2 separate regions of the Homo sapiens genome follow, and region 2 is linked to region 1. A link is a contact called in ENCODE Hi-C data. All regions are on one chromosome and are shown on one strand. The core of a region is the stretch at or near the end of the contact, and the rest is flanking DNA. Distances in the headings are between cores, read along the strand shown.

The links. A loop is a pair of places that touch in the nucleus more often than their neighbours do. Pooled maps may share reads with other maps.
Region 2: a map with no recorded cell type shows a loop between it and region 1 (34-fold over the local background). The contact joins two enhancer-like sites. A Hi-C loop is called at or near these places in 2 of 37 single-sample maps with no recorded cell type and 3 of 50 pooled maps.

Annotation. Positions count from the first base shown.
Region 1 is chr16:70,735,657-70,739,552 of GRCh38, reverse strand. The region is part of intron 13 of VAC14 (VAC14 component of PIKFYVE complex); the gene reads left to right. Among named protein-coding and RNA genes, the nearest start is that of VAC14-AS1, 17 kb to the left of the region's middle. RefSeq lists enhancers at 999-1,168, 1,070-1,600, 1,573-1,732. Within about 2 kb of position 1,877, at least 30 of the 41 ENCODE cell types and tissues checked have a DNase peak (open chromatin) inside an H3K27ac peak, as active enhancers do.
Region 2 is chr16:68,754,556-68,758,249 of GRCh38, reverse strand. The region is part of intron 2 of CDH1 (cadherin 1); the gene reads right to left. Among named protein-coding and RNA genes, the nearest start is that of CDH1, 19 kb to the right of the region's middle. RefSeq lists enhancers at 756-805, 850-994, 1,486-1,585, 1,579-1,723 and cis regulatory regions at 922, 1,651. Within about 2 kb of position 1,354, at least 16 of the 41 ENCODE cell types and tissues checked have a DNase peak (open chromatin) inside an H3K27ac peak, as active enhancers do.

The DNA of each region.
Region 1 (3,896 bases), core at 628-3,127:
TCAGGAATCCCACCTGCGCCAGCACTGGAAGCTTCCACAGCCAGAGGGGAGGAGGAGAGGGGCCAGGCCATGGGCACAACCTGGCAGTGATGGGGGCATCTCTCCTCTCTTCACAGTGACTTCAGAGACCCCTTCCTGGCCTCAGGCCACGGCAATGCCTCATTTCTTGTCATTTGCTGCCCGCCACCACTTCCTCCAGCCACACCAGCCCCAGGAAAGCACCTGTTTCTCTTGAAGCCCCTTCCTCCCACTCACCCCTCCCAGCCTCAGGAAGCAGCAGTAGGGATCACGAGCACTGGGGTCAGAGGGATCTAGATTCACAGCCCTGCTTTGCCCATCCATCCCGTGACCTCGGACAAGGGTCCTACCTCACTGCTACTTCTTCCCTCTCTATAAACCAGGTGCTGGGGTGCCTGGGGGCTCTGTGAGCTCCCACATGGCAAGGGCTAGGCTAAATGCTCCCTGCATGTGAAGGGGGCCTTTGCTTGTGTCCTAGTTATTACAGGCCGGTGCAGAGGGCCCCTGTGGGAGGCTTCCCTGGAGATCCCAGCTTCTCCTGCCCCTCTGTTCCAACACACTTGCTTATCTCAGGCTGCCTGGGTGGGTGGTGAAGTTCACATCTGTTCCCTCCTGGCTGTGACCTCTTAGACCCCCAGCTGGAAGTGCATGCGGAGGCTCCTCAGCGTCGCCCAGTGCTGGGTGATTTGTGTCATCAGCTCAGTTTGAATAGCGTCATGGCAGGCCACACAGGCCAAGTTTACTTACCCCGGAATCCCTGGCACCAGGTGCCCAGTAAGGGTCAGTACCTATTTTTGAAAGTTTATTAAAATAATGGAAGGCAGGGGCACCAATCACCTGAGCCTGAGGCCCCCGGCACTGCTGCCCAGAATGGCATCCTCTCATACCCGTGCTGCCAGGCCCTCCCTTGTCCAGTTGGAAGCCCCAGCAGTCCAGCCCCCCTGCTCCACCAGCAGGGGGTGCCTTCCTCCACACCCTCTCCTCGCTGCCTTTGGCCCCAGCCCTCACCCTGCAGCAATAGCTCTTTCCCGGTGGCAGACTGCTATATGACCTCTCCACTGCCGCGTCAGCTGGAAGTCCCCACTGGGCCCTGCTGCATCCCATCGGCTTCTCTCTCGCTCTGACCTGAGCAGCTGCAAAGTCTCCTGGCTATGATTGATGCCTCCGGCGCTCCTGTCCTGCCGACCCAGGCCGGCCCACAGATGAGAAAGTGATTGCCCCTTGAGTGGGTTCCCGAGTTGGTGCCATTGCGGCGGCCTTTGTCTACGTAGCTGTGCACCCCCTCCAGTTCTGCAGACTCTACACCCCCAAGACCCTGCTCAGCCTCCCTTTCTCCCAGCCACTTGATTCTTGGGGGAAACTGCCCCTTCCCCACCCTGTCCTCTTGGTTCCATACCAGCCTCTCCATCACCCACCCCTTCTGTGGACCACTTCCTGTGCCAAGCACGACTTGATGCTCTTTAGCCCTGCCTGGTTCACAGAAGAGGAGCTGGCCTCGGAGAAGGTGGTGCTGCCTCCCCTGAGCGGCCTCTGGCCCTTCCCTTGTATCCTCCAGGCAGCAGATCTTGAGCCCACAACGGGCTGTCCGGGCACATGGACCCCAACCCCAGCAGGGAGGGAGGCCGGAGTGGAGCAGGGACCCTGCTGGGCCTGAACTGGGTGGCTGACGTTTTCACATCTGGTTCTGTTGAACTGTAACTCGCGTTATGTACTGAAGCCAGGGTTATTTTTATCCTGACATGTGAGGTTTCTTCACGTCATAACCACAAAACTCAATCCAAAACATCCCGGGGCAGGTTGTTTGTGAGACGTTCTGTGGATTCTCATGTCACCACATCAGGTTTCACTTAGTAACATCTGCAGGGCTGGCTCCCCGGCCGCCCACCCCGCCAGCCTGGGTTTCTGTGTGGAGTGCGTCTCTGTGCCCCTGGCCAGCCGCCGGTCACGTGCACTTCCTGCCAGGGGCTGGCAGGCTCCTCACTTGCCCAAACCAGAAATACAAGGCACAGTGGCCTTCAGCTGAGGGATGGCACTCTCCCTCATGCTCCTGCCCTCTGCAGGATTGGGGAATGGAAATCCCACTCTCCTGGGCCCCTCAAAGAGAGCCTGTCTCCCGAGACACACAGCCGGGTTGTGGGCCCCCCTCTCCCTCGCCCCCTGCTGCAGCAGCTGCCCACCATCTACAGGGGGCTGTGCCTCAGTGGCACCCCTGAGTAAAACCGCTGAGGTCCTCGGAGCGCAGTGTTGGAGGGCGTGCCCTGAGCTGCCCCGTCCCGGCTCCCACTTTCCTCATGCGCCTGCAGCACCCAGCCCAGGACCCTGCTTACAAGAGCAGATGAGCCAGAGCCGGAGGTGGGCGGAAGAGCAGGCAGCAGTGAGGCGGAAATCAGCATACTTGAGGGGCCCATTTCTCCTGTAGTCACCCTCCCGGGGTGAGCTTGTTCTCTCTCCACCCATCTCCTCCTCCTGAGCCTGCAGCCCTGCCTCAGAGAGCATCTCAAGCCAAAGGGCAGCTCAGATCAACAGAGTGGCTGGGGGCGATGGGGGCCACTGAGGCTGGGAAAGAGCGAGCAGCCCCCACCCTGTCCTGCTGAGCACTGAGGCCTTTCCCATCCCTGTCCAGCCCGCCCTCCCTGCCCCTTCAAGTGTGGCCCCTTTCCCCACCTCCCCTGCTGGGAAAAGACTGCCCTGCTCAAACCTGTGGTCTCAATGCAGCCCCTCCCAAGGCTCCCAACCCTGTCTTGGGGAGGGCAGAAAGTCTTTAAGCCTTGGGAGCACTGTGAGGGCTGAGCTGCACTCAGCTGAGGATGTGAATCGCTTGCTGCGGCTTCTCGCAGCTGTGACACTGCCCTCCTCCTCCCTTCCACTAAGGGCCTCAGCTCCAGGGTCCAAGGGGCAGCCTGGACATTGAGAGTCCATTTTGGGTCCACACTAGGGGCTGTGGCTAAGGAGTTCAGAGTTGTGTCCAGAGCAGCCCAGCCCTTCTCTTCTGCCATCTTTAGCCAGACTGTCAGCGGAGAGATGGGCTGATCTCCCTCCCCAGATGTGTGGGGGTCACAGGTGGCCCCCCTTCTTCCTCAGAGCATCCTGATAGAGCACTGTGAATTTGTGCCAGAAATGAAATCTCCCCACTCAGACATTTCAGACCAGCCCCCAGACATCCATTCTGAGACTCAGAATGAGAACGGTCTGCCCTGCGCAGTGCTCTGCGCTATGGGACGCTTGCTAATAAAAAGGAGCCCCCGTGTACTGAGTGCAGACTGTGCGGCAGGCTCCGGACCCGGCACATTACATGTTTTTATCTCATTTAATAGGGGCTCTTACTGCACTCACTTTACAGATGAGGAAACTGAGGCTTAAACACCATGCTCAGTGCTTCCTACTGCCCCTGTGAGGCTGGAACGGCCCCGCACCTCTCCCCACTCCAAACAAGCACCTGGGAGAAGCTTGCAGTGAACAGGGTGCCTCCAGTGTGGGCAGCATGAAGCCAGTGCCCTCCAGCCAGGCCACCACGGCCTACCAAATTCATCTCCTGAGGGAGGGAACAGTGAGGCAGGGCTGTCTCAACAGCTGTCTCTGCAGCCACCTCTTTAGAGATCAGCCCCCAGCTGGGCCTGGGGTAACTCGATCTATAAGAATGTGACACTTGATTCTGCAAACAGCCCCTTTGGGCCAGGGAGCAGAGACTCTTTGCCATTCCAGAGTCACTCAGGACCTCCCAAGCCAGGCTGATTCAGGCAGGGACCCAGCACAATGCAGTCCAAACAAGAAGTGGAATGAGGCCTTTCCTTGAACTGGCCTTCTCACTCAGGGCTCCTTCATGCCGCTCACGCGAGCTGTCTAGGAGGTTCTTGGGATTGAGGATGCTACAGTTTGGA
Region 2 (3,694 bases), core at 105-2,604, 2.0 Mb after region 1:
CTCTCTCTCTCTCTCAAAAAAAAAAAAAAAAAAAAAAAAAAAGAAATAAAAAGAAGCCTACCCTAGGCAAAATGGGGTGGGGTTGGGATAGAGGGGAGGGACACAAAAAAATTTGAAAAAAAAGAAAGAAACTTGCAGGCCAGTGCAGCAACTCACATCCGTAATCCCAGCACTTTGGGAGGCTGAGGCGGGCAGATGGCTTGAGCTCAGGAGTTCAAAACCAGCCTGGGCAACATGGCAAAACCTCGTCTCTACAAAAAATACAAAAAAAAAAAAAAAAAAGATTAGCCTGGAGTGGTGGCATGCACCTGTAGTCCCAGCTACTTGGGAGGCTGAGGTGGGAGGATGGGGATGACTTGAGCCCAGGAGGCAGAGGTTGCAGTGAGCCAAAATTGTACCACTCCACTCCAGCCTGGGTGACAGAAAAAGGCCCTGTCTCAAAAAAAAGAAAGAAAGAAAGGAAGGAAGGAAGGAAGGAAGGAGAGAGAGAGAAAGAAAAAGAGAGAGAGAAAGAAAGAAAGAGAAAGAAACTTGCCCAAAATCACAGGAAAAGTAAGGGTCCAGTTGGGATTGGAATCCAGGCAATCCTGCTGCATTCCACCCTCCCAGTTCATCTTCTCTAAGAGAAGCTCATAGGCTAAAAGAGAAATAAATGCTGAAGAGTCAAATCTCTGTCAAAACCAGAAATGAAACCTCACATCTGGCAAGTAAAATGTGGTTTCCTAGGTTCAACAGCTTCCCAGGTATTTAAACACTCCCATGGTGGAAGTGAGAGGATTAGCAGAAAGAAGAATGAAAAATCATAACCAAATTACAAAGCCCAAAGAAAAATAAGTACAACTTACAGGAAGTTTCAAAATCAAAAACTCAGCTGGTTGCCATGGCTCACACCTGTAATCCCAGCACTTTGGGAGGCCAAGGTGGGCGGATCACTTGAGGTCAGGACCAGCCTGGCCAACATGGTGAAACCCTGTCTCTACTAAAAATACAAAAATTAGCCGGGCATGGTGGCGCTGGCCTATAATCCCAGCTACTCGGGAGGCTGAGGAAGGAGAATAGCTTGAACCTGGGAGGTGGAGGTTGCAGTGAGCTGAGACTCCAACACTGCGCTCCAGCCTGGGTGACAGAGCAAGACTCTGTCTCAAAACAAAACAAAACAAAAATCAGAGACTCAAAATACAGCTCTGAAACATCCAAAAACCTCAAGGAGTAGAAGAGGGCTTTGTTTTGTTTTGTTTTTTGTTTTTGAGAGAGCGTCTCGCTCTGTCACCCAAGCTGGAGTGCAGTGGTGCAAAACGCAGCTCACTGCAGCCTTAACCTCCTGGACTCAAGGGATCTACCTGCCTCAGCCTCCCATGAAGCTGGGATCACAGGCACACGCCACCATGCCTGGGTAATTGTTTTTGTATGTAGAGACAGGGTTTCCCTTTGTTGCCCAATCTGGTCTCCAACTTCTGGGCTCAAGCAATCCTCCCACTTTGGCCTCCCGAAGTGCTGGATTACAGGCATGAGCTACCGCACCCGGCCTCTTTTTAAATGCAGACTTGAGACAAGAAGGCAAAAGTTACAAGAAATACAACCACAAATTCTATTTTCTCCAGAAAATTTAGTCATGATTACAAGCCTGGGAGTTAGGTGGTAATGAAACCAGCCACATGAACGTCACCAAGCAGCTGTTATTTCTCCAAAACCTTTTAGCACGAAGCTAACAGAGACGAGATCTAGGGCTAGTATCTCCTGGGACTTATGAGTAAGAGCCGGCACCTAGAGTACCTGTCACTATAGAGGGTGATGTCACCGCTGATTCAACCTGATATTGAAAAACCTTACCAGGAGAGGCCTCTCAATGTCGGTGACTCAGGGCCCCACCCCACCTGTTCATAAAGTAAGTGCCCAGGTGTTTGCCTCACTGCTTATTCAAGGGATGATGTTTTCCAATAGGAAAGCCACAACTCTCCCCACCAACAAGTTGGTCATCTTGTTCCCTTTTTCAAACACTCCCACATAGTTGTGGTGAAGAATTTGTTGGGGAGGAAGCCTCGTACTGAAGGTGAGATTCCAAAGTAAGTACCAGGTCCTAGGAACACTCGTATACATGCACAAAAAAAAAAAAAAAATATGCCCTAAATGATGCCTGTTTAGAAAATATCATCCCTCTGCAGGAAGAATCTTTAGAAAACTCGGCTAGGCACAGTGGCTCATTCATGCCTGTAATCCCAGCACTTTGGGAGGCCGAGGAGGGCTTATCACCTAAGGTCAGGAGTTGGAGACCAGCCTGGCCAACATGGTGAAACCCCGTCTCTACGAAAAATACAAAAAGTAGCCAGGTGTGGTGGCACATGCCTGTAATCCCAGCTACACCGGAGGCTGAGGTGGGAGAATCGCTTGAACCCGGGAGGCAGAGGTTGCAATGAGCCGAGATCAGGCCACTGCACTCTAGCCTGGGCAACAAGAGCAAGACTCTGTCTCAAAAAAAAAAAAAAAAAAAATTTAGAAAACTCTGCTGGAGCAATATTCCTCTTGGGCAACATGCTGAGGGGTGGGGAGTGGCTTGGAATGAGCATTATTTCCTGGTTTGAATCTGATACCCTTTAAAGGAGATGTTCCTAAAGTGGCAGGTCAAAAGAGAAAGATAAATAAATAAAAAATGAAGGAGATGTGAAAATGAGCCCTCAGGATTCCTTCTCTAGAAAATGCCTGGCCTGGCCGGGCATGGTGGCTCAGACCTGTAATCCTAGCACTTTGGGAGGCCAAGGCGGGGGTATTGCTTAAGCTCAGGAGTTCGAGACTAGCCTGGGCAACGTAACAAGACCCTCTCTATTTATTTTAACAAAAAATTTAAAAATTAAAAGAAAAATGCCTGACTAGAGAACAGTCTTTTTCAATGACATGAATATAGACTTGAATGTAGAAGTCCAGTCCCCTCAAGATACAGTCCAATTCTATTTTTTTTTTTTTTTTTTTTTTGAGACAGAGTCTTGCCCTGTCACCCAGGCTGGAATGCAGTGGTACGATCATGGCTAAACCTCCCAGGCAGCTTCAACCTCCCAGGCTCAAGTGATCCTCTCACCCCAGCTCCCAAGTAGCTGGGACTACAAGCATATGCCACTACACCTGGCTAATTTTTGGATTTTTTGTAGAGGCGGGGTTCTATCATGCCCAGGCTGGTCTTGAACTCCTGGGCTCAAGAGATCTACCTGCCTTGGCTTGGGATTACAGTCATAAACCACCACACCCAGCTGACACAGTCCAGTTCTAACATCTATTGAGCACCTCACTTCTTCTTCTTTACACAAATGCCATCCTTCTTAGTGATGACTGCCCCTAAATTTCTCCACCCCAATGCATAGTTTTTATCACCCTTCCTGCTGAGTTTTATTCTTTCTTCCATACATCACCATCTACCTGTCCCCTCCAATTAGAAGAGAAATTCCATGAGGACAGGGCTTTTTCTCTGTTTGGGCCCCGCTGCATCCCCAATGCCTAGCAGAGGGCTTGGCAGGTGCTCAGCACAAATTCATTAAGTGAATGGACAGACAAATACCTCTGTCACCTGAGACCTTCAGAGAAGGAATGATCCATCCCTTTCACCTGGCTGCTCACAGACTGTTCTGTGAGTTGCCTTTTCCTGCTATAAAGAGCACAGACTTTGGAGTCCAACAGCCACCAGACATACGGCCAGGCTCTCCCACTT